Regions from separate parts of the Homo sapiens genome. Here all the other regions are linked to region 1. The links are chromatin contacts, found by Hi-C or POLR2A ChIA-PET in ENCODE. All regions are on one chromosome and are shown on one strand. Each heading gives the region's core, a stretch centred on a gene start or an enhancer-like site at or near the end of the contact. The rest is flanking DNA. Distances are from core to core; before and after follow the strand shown. Region 1 holds the start of LDHB (lactate dehydrogenase B). Region 2 overlaps GYS2 (glycogen synthase 2). Region 3 holds the start of KCNJ8 (potassium inwardly rectifying channel subfamily J member 8).

Region 1 (3,867 bases), core at 1,235-3,734:
TCTAGTATTGACTCATACTTAAGCTTGGATAAAAAGAATAAATGGCCAATTATGAACATAATTTCTACTACTAATGGTTATCATTCTTGGAAGATAGGGACTGATTCTTCTACTCTGTCTCACATAAAATGTGTTACAGTGTACTGGACATAGAATGCATACTTAATACATAGTGACAATATAATGGCAATGAATAATTTTTATTCAAAGTCTGCAAAAATATCAACCTGAATTCCTTTTAGGGCACCTAAGAAGCTTCTTGGAAAGTAGATAGACACTTAATACATTGTCGTTTCAGGGGATCACATTAGGAGACTATCAGTCTCTGAAACAGTTTCTGTCTAACCATCCAAACTAAAGACCCCTAAAATGTAAAAAAAAAAACAAAACCGAAACCTGTTGGAAAATGAACGATCTGTACAGTAACACCAAATGTACTTGTGCCATCAGATAACCAGATGTGTTTTCTAGATAACTGAAAAAAAGAGCAAAACTTATCGAAATAAACATCAATTCCATGGCAATTTATAGTACACTAAATATATACCACCCTGTCTTCTTGAACAGAGAATACAGATGGCAAATAAGCCTTTTCTTCACAATTATTACTTATAATTGTAGTAGCCCATTGTAATGTCCATGATTTTCACTTGTTTTTTACTTTTTATGTCGCATCTGAGGTCACCATACCTGTCTCAAACTGTACCAGAGCTTCCCAGTCTAGTTTTTAATTCTAATCTGCAATGGACTAAGCAATAAGTCTAGTCTATTAACTGTATACGTAAAGTAAGAGTTAGCAGGACTCAAAGTTGGAATAAAGCATCTGAATTTGGAGACAACTGTGTAACAACTATTTTATCTTATAGTTTTTTTTCCAAAAAATATTTCCTCCCATCTGTAAGGATAAATTAAAAGGAGATTCTTTCGCCTTTACAGATCACATTTACAGTTTCCTAGTGGACGTTAAAGAGAGAAGATGCAATGTTGTGCAAGTGCCTCCACAAATAGATGACCTTAAAATGAAATAAATTCAGACATGGCCTGCATTTTAAACAGGCTCAGAAGAAAGAATGCTGCATCTCTTTTTGAAGGACGACACACATGAATAGTTGTTCTGCACTTAAGTTTATTGTTGTTAGATGGTCTGTTTACGACCGTTTTGGTATACAGGGGGCCCAGGAAGCAGTGGAAAATGAAAATGAAGAAACAGTGGCTATATAAATACAGATTCGTTGTTCTGATAGACCTTTTAATTTAGAAAACTTCAGGAAGTACAATTTAAAGGCTCGAACCAGATTTTCTTTCAGATATTTCTGGAGAAAGTGCTTTTCTTCAATTTTTCCTTAAAAAGAGTTTTAAGAAATGAGAAGAAAATGGTCTGCATGATATACAGGCCTGTGCCAACATCAGAGTGCAGGCTGTAAGGAACAAGAACGACAAACGGTAAAAATCTCTGAGTCTTGGTCCCTTATGTCTCCTCACTGCTGTGGATATAAATCATTAGAAATAAAGGAGCGCCTTAATTTCAGGAACAAAGATCTTCTTTGCAGAATCTTTCTCACCGTAATCTTTTAAAAATTCAGGTTTTGCTTTTGAATTCCTCCCCTCCCCCCATTCCCCAGGCCCTTACTGCAGCTTGTACTGCTCGCGGTGCGCACAAACCATCTTTTCCTCAGGGCACCGGCAGCAAAGAACAGCAGATCACGAGGGCATGCAGAAGCTAGAGATCTCCCCGAGTAAGGTCTGTGGGGACAAGTCTAGGACTTCCTTACTCGGAGCACCCAAGGCTGGTAAAGTAAACGAAGCCCCTAAGCATCCAGAAAAGAGGCCCTGCAGGAAAGAACTGGCGCATGGCTCCTGGAAAGACCGTCAGAGCCGGGTAAAAATAAGTGCAGCGCCAAACGTGCTGGTCATCTAGGTGCCTTTCTCCTCATCCCAGCGAGTGCAAGGGCATTTCTCTATTACCGTGGCAATATATTCAAATATTCGAGGTAAAGATCGTCCAGCCTTCATAGGCCACCTGGTTCCGTCCCCCTCCCCCAGCTACTCGGGCACGTGTCCCGACTCCCGCCAGCAGGCCGTGGGGGTGATGTGGCCGCCATGAACCCACCAAGGACAAGTAGGGCCTGGTTTTAGCTGCAAATGCAACAAGTCTCTCCGCTGAGCCGCAGCTGCTACCCTCTGCCTTCTGCTCCTCCGCCAGGGCACGGCCCCCCCTGCGCCCCAAACTGAGCGGCAAAGTCAGGGCCCGCGGCCGGATGCTCAGAGCTAAAGGCCGCGGAGGACAGATGTGCTTCTTCCTCCTTCCCGCGTCTCCCCATACAAGTACTACCCCGCACGTCCCATCAGGCTTGCCTGTGGGCCAGGATTCAGGGTCCTGAGCCGAAACCTACCAGGAGAGAGAAGGCTCTGGAGACCTCTGTAACAGTCGTGCGGAGAAGACAAAGTCAGCTGCGTGCGTCTCCTCCGGCGCCGGCTCTGCAAGGAGGGAGGAGGGGGCGGGGCCCCACAACCACCGCAGCCTCTTAGGTTTCTCCATTGTGATTGGAAATCCGAGTACCGCCTACCCCTCCCCTCGGCTCGCTCAATCCCCTTCAAGGACAAGGGCTCAAGTATGCACACTCCCTCCCCCACCCTCCAGATGAGGAGGTCTCCTTCCAGAGGCTTCCGCTCTCAGCTGGTCTCACATCTCGCAGGCTCTTCAATGCGGAGGCCAAGTTATTTATAAAACTTGCCCATCCCCGACTCTTCTGGACTTTAACGCTCTTGTTCTATTAGATTTAGTACAAATAGAAATAAATTTCTTTCCTTCTTTTTTTTATTTTGAGACGGAGTCTCACTCTGTCGCCCAGGCTGGAGTGCAGTGGCGCGATCTCGGCTCACTGCAAGCTCCGCCTCCCGGGCTCACGACATTCTCCTGCCTCAGCCTCCCGAGTAGCTGGGACTACAGGCGCCCGCCACCTCGCCCGGCTAATTTTTTGTATTTTTAGTAGAGAGGGGGGTTTCACCGTGTTAGCCAGGATGGTCTCGATCTCCTGACCTCGTGATCCGCCCGCCTCGGCCTCCCAAAGTGCTGGGATTACAGGCCTGAGCCACCGCGCCCGGCCAGAAATAAATTTCTATGTTGCATTTCAGTTAAACTTTAAAGGACTTAAAAAAATACATCTGAATTTAGATCATCTCCGTTTTAAAGTTCATTTGATGAAAATGACTATTTTTTTCAACCTGTTTCAACAAACACGCAATGATTGCTTACTCGTTGCCTGACAAGACCAATGAGGCTTTGTCCCTGCCATCTGAAGTTCCCCTACAATTCCACCTGGTCTCAAGGTCAGGCTTTGCCCTCTAGGGGAAATGTGGGACCACTAAGTGAGATGCACTTTCTTTTTTAGTCCCTAATCGACTCCAAAGCTGGATGTTGTCATTCATTCTGTCTTCAACACTCAGCCAGTGCTTGGTACCTAAATATAGCATTGATGAATAAATGAATGAATGATAAATTGGAGGAATTCTGAAGAGTCTGGCTTCAGTTCTGTTTTCTTATAATTAAAATGCTTTCAAATATAGCCATCTCACAAACTTCCTGTATGTGAAGTGTTTTTTTTTGTAAATGCATATTTCTTGTATATGACCACTAATTCTATAATTATTGCTTCAGTTTATTCTCAGTGCCAAGCATTGGTAAAAAACATAAATATAAGATTATGCCCTTTGAGGTGTTCCTAGTCCATTGGAGACAGACAAGTAGGCAACCTATTTCAATTACAATAAGTGGCAATAGAAATTTGGTTAAAGTACAATAAAAATTCAGAGTAAAGAATCACTAAGAGAAGGGTTTGTTGAGAAGAATTCATAAGCCTCAAACTC
Region 2 (3,434 bases), core at 682-3,181, 110 kb before region 1:
AGCATTTCTTTGATTTTTGACACAAGAAGTTCCAGGCTCAACTTGTACTTTACCTGTCACAGTTCTAAAATCAGCCAATTCTAAAGGCAGCCCTGGTTCCCTTTAGTAGCAAATGGCATTTAGCAATCAAGACGTGGCTACTAGGTGTGCTCATTGTCATTGGCCTATTACTTCCCCCAAGTGCTCTGAGTAGACAGAAAGAACACACACACACACACACACACACACACACACACACACCCCTGGTTTTTACTACCTTTAATTTGCTACATATTGGGTCAATCTTCTTCTGTGTAACTAATCTTTCTCCATACACTCCCTCACATGCACGGATGCCCTCCTCTCTCCATTCTGGCTCTGACACTGCTTTAGGCTGCTCCTCTTTGTGTAGACATTTCTCAAACTGCTTGGACTCTGATGCCTTTCTCTGGACTTCCACAGCACCCTCCCTGTTCTAGTGCAGATACCTACCTTATGTTGCCCACCAAATGGCTTTAGAACTGAATTGTTCTGGAAGGAAAAGGAAAGACAAAGAAAAAGGAGACAGGCCGGGTACCGTGGCTCACTGCTGTAATCCCAGCACTTTGGGAGGCTGAGGCAGGTAGATCACCTGAGGTCAGGAGTTCGAGACCAGCCTGGCCAACATGATGAAACCCCATCTCCACTAAAAATACAAAAATCAGCTGGGTGTGGTGGCATGCACCTGTAGTCCCAGCTACTCAGGAGGTTGGAGCAGGAGAATCGCCTTGAACCTGGGAGGCAGAGGTTGCAGTGAACGGAGATCGTGCCACTGCACTCCAGCCTGGGCGACAGAGCGAGACTCCATTTCAAAAACAGAGAAAGAGAGAAAGAAGACAAACTATTTTTACACAAGCACTCTACACTTTTCTTTTTTTTTTAATTTTTTTTTATTATACTTTAAGTTTTAGGGTACATGTGCACATTGTGCAGGTTAGTTACATACGTATACATGTGCCATGCTGGTGTGCTGCACCCACTAACTCGTTATCTAGCATTAGGTATATCTCCCAATGCTATCCCTCCCCCCTCCCCCCACCCCACAACAGTCCCCAGAGTGTGATGTTCCCCTTCCTGTGTCCATATGATCTCATTGTTCAATTCCCACCTATGAGTGAGAATAGACACTTTTCATGTTTATTCACGAAATAATAAGTATGCATTCTTCAGAAGAGATTACTTTGAAGAAAAACCCTAACTTGGGTATGTAACAATTATCATTATATTGTATAACATTTTATATACTATAAATATACATATTACCTCATTTAATCTTAGTGACCTTGTGCAATTGGTAAAGAAGATAAGACATAAAGAGGGCTGTTGAATTATCAATTTTAAATTGATTTTATCACTTTATAATCTTATCATATGCCAAGGATTAAAGTAAAAAAAAAAGTCTGAAGTCTTTGTTTTATTGGAGAGATTTACCCCTTGGATCCTCAAGGACATTACAAACATTAATTATATCTCAGCAGATCCATAAGTAAGAGATAAGTTAAACTTAAGAATAAAATGATATGCAAACCCCAGTACTTAAGAATTCAATCACAGAAATTAAAAAATGGCAAAGTAAAAGTGAATACAATATTTTCATTCATAGAACATGATTTGAGTTCCTATTATGTGCAAAGTAGCTCACTACAAAAAAAGACAAAAGACACAGATACTGTATCTGGGCAATCATCAAACTGGCAACCCGTTGTACTCTCTTGGCAAAGAACAAGAAAGGGGGATTTGAAAAGCATTGTGTCTACTTTAGCGTTTCCAAGCTTAGGAAAAGTTGCCCTCTCCAAAGCCCATTTTGGAACATGAAAACACCATGGTTCATTTGTTTTGCTCCCAGCCAAACAGAATGACAGCATAACTAAAATAAGAAAACAGCTGCTCTGGCTCTAAACCAGCCAATTGCAGAAGCCCAGGGATGAGGAAGGGATATTAGAGGTCAGCTGAAGGTTATAAAGAGGATTAAATGAGATCCTGTACAAAAATCGCCCAGGAAAGCTCCTGGCTCACAGCAGACCCTACCTAGATCAGTAGGAAAAACAAAACAAGAAACAGAGACAAAGGCTTGTCTGACTCTTTATTTATTCCAGGACAGAAGTAAGGTCTCAGGAAGTTAGTTTATTTTTACACCGTGGCAGCCCAGAGCTGAGACATGAAATCTTCAGCCTGGGCTTTCCTCACCACACTACGTAGCTAAGGCAAAATGATAAATAAATTCAAATTCAAAATGATCTGCAATGTTTGCTGAATCAAATATGACATTCATATCAAAAACTTATCAATGCACTCTGAGAGTTTAGAACCATTCTACACAGTTCTTTAAGCAGGTGATTAAATAGGCACTTAAATCAGCACAGGCCTAAGTTATTGCCAAATTTTTGAAGAATTGTTAATAAAATATAATACCTAATTCTGCATTGATGGGAGTTTCTCTCAGTGCTTTGAGTATGTAGCAAATGTCAGGAAGGTGCTGTACATTTATTTTGTGTGTGTGTCTGTGGCTGCCTTATGATAATAAATGAGCATCTCAAAATATTCATTTTAACTGTGTAGACATAAATTATGAGACAAACTTTCATCTCCACTCACCCTATGAAAGTCATGTGCTTTGATATCTCTGTGCCTTCTCCTCTACTTTTTTTCTCTGCCTGGTGAGTCCCCTTTCCTGTTATTTGCATGACAAATTCCAGATCATTAATCAAGATCTAGCTAACACGTCATCTCTTTTATAAAACGTCTTACCAAATCCTGCAGGAGAAGATAAATCCGCTTTCTTCACCTCTCACCAAACCCTATTCACATCTCTCCTAAAAATAATGAGTTCCCATCATGTGTCAGATTCTGGGCTAAGAACTAAAAGAAGCTAATACTTATTATGTATTTACTATGTGCCAAGCTGTTAAATGCAGCACCTATTTATGAATTCTTTTTGAGATGGGGTCCCACTCTGTCGCTCAGGCTAGAGTGCAGTGGCACATTCATAGGTCATTGCATCCTCAAACTCCTGGCCTCAAGTGATCCCCCCGCCTCAGTCTTCTGAGTAACTGGGATTACAGACAGGAGCCACTGCGCTTGGCCTATGTCTAATTTAATCCTTACAGTTCTATGAGTGTGGGGTTATTTTATGACCATTCACAGATGAGAAGACTGAAGTGCAGAGAGATTAAGTGAATTTACAAAATTGATAAGTGTCAGGGATTTAAATACAGTCTTCATGGACTTAGTCTGCTGCCTTCTTTATAGATCTGCCAACCCTGGAAATATAGCTCAGCTTTACTTCTAGAGATCTTAGCCCCAGGAATCTTGACTGACAGCACCAATTGCCTTCCCTCTGGATCTATTGCAGCAGCTGCTCCTAACTTACAGGACTGGCAGAAACTGGTACCAGTGTGAAGTCATTTCTGCCCAAC
Region 3 (3,497 bases), core at 373-2,872, 120 kb after region 1:
GTTAGGTGTTGTTCTTTATTGTGCTTTTTTGTTTCTGAAGATTCTAAAACAAACCCTTTATTTCACTTTCAATTAAATAACAGAATGATAAGAGAAAGGGCATTTTGACATTTTTTCTCTACTGTTTTCAACCCCTGCCTCATCCCACTACATTCTTACCTGACATTAGTCACACACACAGTGGACTCCAAACCACTTTTCTCCATTCCACTTTTCTCCATGTAAGCATAGATGTCCCCATGGGCAAAGGCCACCAGCCACCACATGATAGCGAAGAGCAGCCAGCTGCAGAGGAAGGACATGGTAAAGATGACCAGCGTGTGGCGCCATTTCAGGTCCACCAAGGTGGTGAAGATGTCCTGTAGAAAGCGTCCTTGCTCACGGATGTTCTTATGCGCCAGGTTGCAGGCCCCGCTCTTGGCGATGAAGCGGGCTTTGGGGAGGCGGTCTCGGATGCGCGGCTTGCGCAGGTTCTCTGCGGCGATGCGCGCCAGCACATACTCCTCCGGGATGATACTCTTTCTGGCCAACATCGTCCTGTCACCATAGCCAGCTTAGCCACCTCCCTCTCACCTGCCTCTCCGTCCCTGGACACCCGTCCTCCTGCACGAGGGAAACATTTATTAAAAACTTAAAAACCCACCCTATCCTCACCTCTTGGGTCCTTGTATTCAAGGATATGTCTGTACATGTGCGAGGTGACATGCAAAACCAAAAATGTGATTTTTACTAACCCAAACATGAATCTAGCTTGTGCTTGAGTTCTGGGATCTCAGAAAAATTACTTGGTTTTAATAAAAAGAACTGTTTCAATTTTTCTTATTCTGAGTACATATGGACATAGCCTTAGTTAAACAAAACCAGGAGCCTTCCGGTAAACAGCAGGCTCAAAGATAATTCTCTGCGATTAACCGCGTCTGTAAATTAGTGCAAGGCTACAGCACGTGGCGTCAGTCATGAAGATTAAGACCAGTTGGGTGCACGATCTACTTATTAAAGTACTTAGATGATGTAGCAATATTAAAAGTAAAGAGAGAAAATTCTTCCTCCGTTATTTTTAGAAGTAAGCAAAGGCCATGACTCCTTGCGCAGTCTAAATAACGTGTAATCTGACAAAATTATAATAAGTGGTGTGCTATAGAATTTATAAGTTATAAGAATTATTTTAAATGCGAAAGAAGTATGAGTTGCATCTAAAAAGAGTTAAAAAGGTTCCTGTGGAAATCATAATATTATAAATTGAAAACTTTTTTTTTTTTTTTTTTTTACAACGAAGGAATCAAATATACAAGGTGCGGGGGGGAAAAAACCCAAGACAACAGCCTGCGGGTTGCAGTAGGGAGTGTGCCCCGAAAAGTCCATCCATCACTGCAAGCCTCTGCGGTGTTTTGCATTTTAAATCATTTACGGGAACACGGACAGCCTCCCCCCTCCGCTCCCCCGGAGCAGCTTTGAAACTTACAGACTCCGGGTAGCGGGCGCGGCGGCTGGACCTCCTTGCACACGCCGGCGGGCCGCGGGCAGGTCCCTCGCTCTCCCATGCTGGCGCGCGGGACCAGGGGCCGCCCAGGCCGGAGGGACAAATTGGGGGCTGCGTGTCCTAAGGAGAAGAGTTAAAATAATAAAAGGTGCAACTGAATCTAAACGCAGGGAGGGCTAGAGGAAGGGGGATGGGTGTAGATCTTCCCCTCCCCCTGCTCAGCTCAACTCCCTTGGCCACTTCAGTGGAAGGAGGAGGGACTGGGGGGGCGGGGGCGGGGGGGCGATGCTCCACAAATCAGCCTCCCAGTTAGGGCTTTGACGCACGCCAGACCTCGGAAGCCGACGTTGTCGCGGAGTAGGGGGCGGGCGGGGAGGGGGCGAGCGCAAGTCCCCGGGAGGTAGGGAGCAGGCCAGAGGGAGGGACGACCCGGGGGAGGGCGGGACCTGCAGAGCCAGCTCCTTTCCAGTAGCCGCGACCCCCTGCCGCCAGCGTGACACACAAGTCTTTAAAAGGCTCTCTGCTCAGGGGAGAGAACTTTCTGACTCCAAGTTCACTGACGTAAGGAGATTTAATTTTAATTTTATTTTGTAATCTAGGTAGATAACTGGGCTACTTCATGATAACTGGGCTACTTCGGACTGAATAAAAGCAGAGAGGTCAGAAAATATTCTTCCAAAGCGTTCAAGCTGTGGGCACACACAATTATTTACATTAAATTTCCACCTGCTAGGAGAGATACAGGTGGAAGATGTTCTGAAACCCACTATAGTAAAGTATTTCTTCACCAGCCAAAGCCAGTTCTCAGGGAATTAAACACACACACACCTCAAAACAGCGACTGCCCCCCACCACCCCCGGCCCCTTAAGGAAAAGAAAGAAAAAAAGAAACCACTGACTGGCTCCCAATGAAGAAATTTTACCCCAAACAGGGACGGCCGTTAACACTTCAGCGCTGATAAGGCCAGGTCATTCGGTCCTCAGTAATTGGTTGCTTTCTGAAATGTTGCAGCTTCTTCCTCTGTCTAGATGGGTCTGAATGATAAAACAGCATTTGCGCACAAAAAAGGTTATACAATAAACATCTATAGCTTTTTGAAAAGGAGCCAGCGAAGACAAATGTGCTTTTTCCCACAGGTCAAGCCTCCTGATTTTGGCACTTGCGTTAATGGAAACTTTAATTCTTGGAAGTTCCACGTATTTTCCAAGACTCGAGCCGAAAGTGTATGGAGCATAAACAATGTATTCATTTAATTAGCCAAAGACCTAAAATTAGTCTTTAATGAAGGCAAATTAAGAACTTTTTTTTTCTCCTTGTGGTTAGATCTCCTTAACCCCTGTAAGCCCAGGATCCTAGTTTGTTAGTGGTAGTCCTCCTTTCTACTGTCATTAATTTTTGCAGTAATTTATGTAGTATAATAGTTTTACAAGTCTATGAAGAATCAGTTTGTATAGTCAATTCCCGCCATTGTTCTATTTTACCTTTGACTTTGTACACATTATTATTCATTATTTTAGCCTGGGGAACATTTACTGAACACCTTTGTAAGCTTTTTTTAGGTTTATGTGTCTAGAGATATATAAATATATGTCATAGTTGTTGCTTTTAAGAGGCAGACAGTTGTAGTAAGAGAGATATTCTCTAATACAAGCAGGGATGTGATTAGAATAGGAAAGGAAATTTTAAAATGTCATGGGAATTCAAATGAGAGATATTTAAGAGTAGGAGACTAAGGAAAAATCCATGGATTATTTGGCATCTGATCTAGGCTTTGTAAGCCTAGATATATTTAGGGTATACAGAAAAGCAGAGAAAAGACAGCCCACGTCAGCATTGATGAAGCCAAGTTGGCTACACAGCAGGATTGGACACTTGAGTTCAGTGCTCCCTGGGCAGGCGCTGTTACCACCTACTCTCAATACTTAATGAGATTTTCATGTACTCGTCACACCCATTCCCACCACTCCTGTACCCCCTCCCTTAAACTGGGGACTGCTAGAGGGCAAGGCTGTGACT

The links. Hi-C counts contacts between places; a loop is a spot of excess contacts on that map. ChIA-PET counts read pairs that join two places held with the same protein, here RNA polymerase II (POLR2A). Pooled maps may share reads with other maps.
Region 2: a loop to region 1 is called in a pooled map, with 2.7 times the contacts of the local background. The contact joins the enhancer-like site here to the promoter of LDHB in region 1. A Hi-C loop is called at or near these places in 5 of 50 pooled maps. POLR2A ChIA-PET finds 5 or more read pairs at or near these places in 9 of 52 experiments (A549, MCF 10A, PC-3 and 5 more).
Region 3: a pooled map shows a loop between it and region 1 (5-fold over the local background). The contact joins the promoter of KCNJ8 here to the promoter of LDHB in region 1. A Hi-C loop is called at or near these places in 4 of 50 pooled maps. POLR2A ChIA-PET finds 5 or more read pairs at or near these places in 5 of 52 experiments (Caco-2, HEK293T, OCI-LY7 and 1 more).

Annotation. Positions count from the first base shown.
Region 1 is chr12:21,655,358-21,659,224 of GRCh38, forward strand. LDHB (lactate dehydrogenase B) reads right to left here and starts at 2,485. Exons shown (of 8, transcript NM_002300.8): 1 at 2,394-2,485. RefSeq lists enhancers at 2,037-2,126, 2,157-2,406, 2,384-2,912, 2,787-2,966.
Region 2 is chr12:21,550,113-21,553,546 of GRCh38, forward strand. All of the region lies in intron 11 of GYS2 (glycogen synthase 2), which reads right to left. Among named protein-coding and RNA genes, the nearest start is that of SPX, 26 kb to the left of the region's middle. Within about 2 kb of position 1,932, at least 2 of the 41 ENCODE cell types and tissues checked have a DNase peak (open chromatin) inside an H3K27ac peak, as active enhancers do.
Region 3 is chr12:21,773,084-21,776,580 of GRCh38, forward strand. KCNJ8 (potassium inwardly rectifying channel subfamily J member 8) reads right to left here and starts at 1,623. Exons shown (of 3, transcript NM_004982.4): 1 at 1,463-1,623; 2 at 160-603. The coding sequence starts at 533. The region is part of intron 2 of KCNJ8-AS1 (KCNJ8 antisense RNA 1); the gene reads left to right. RefSeq lists enhancers at 1-979, 980-1,977 and silencers at 212-506, 1,820-2,037.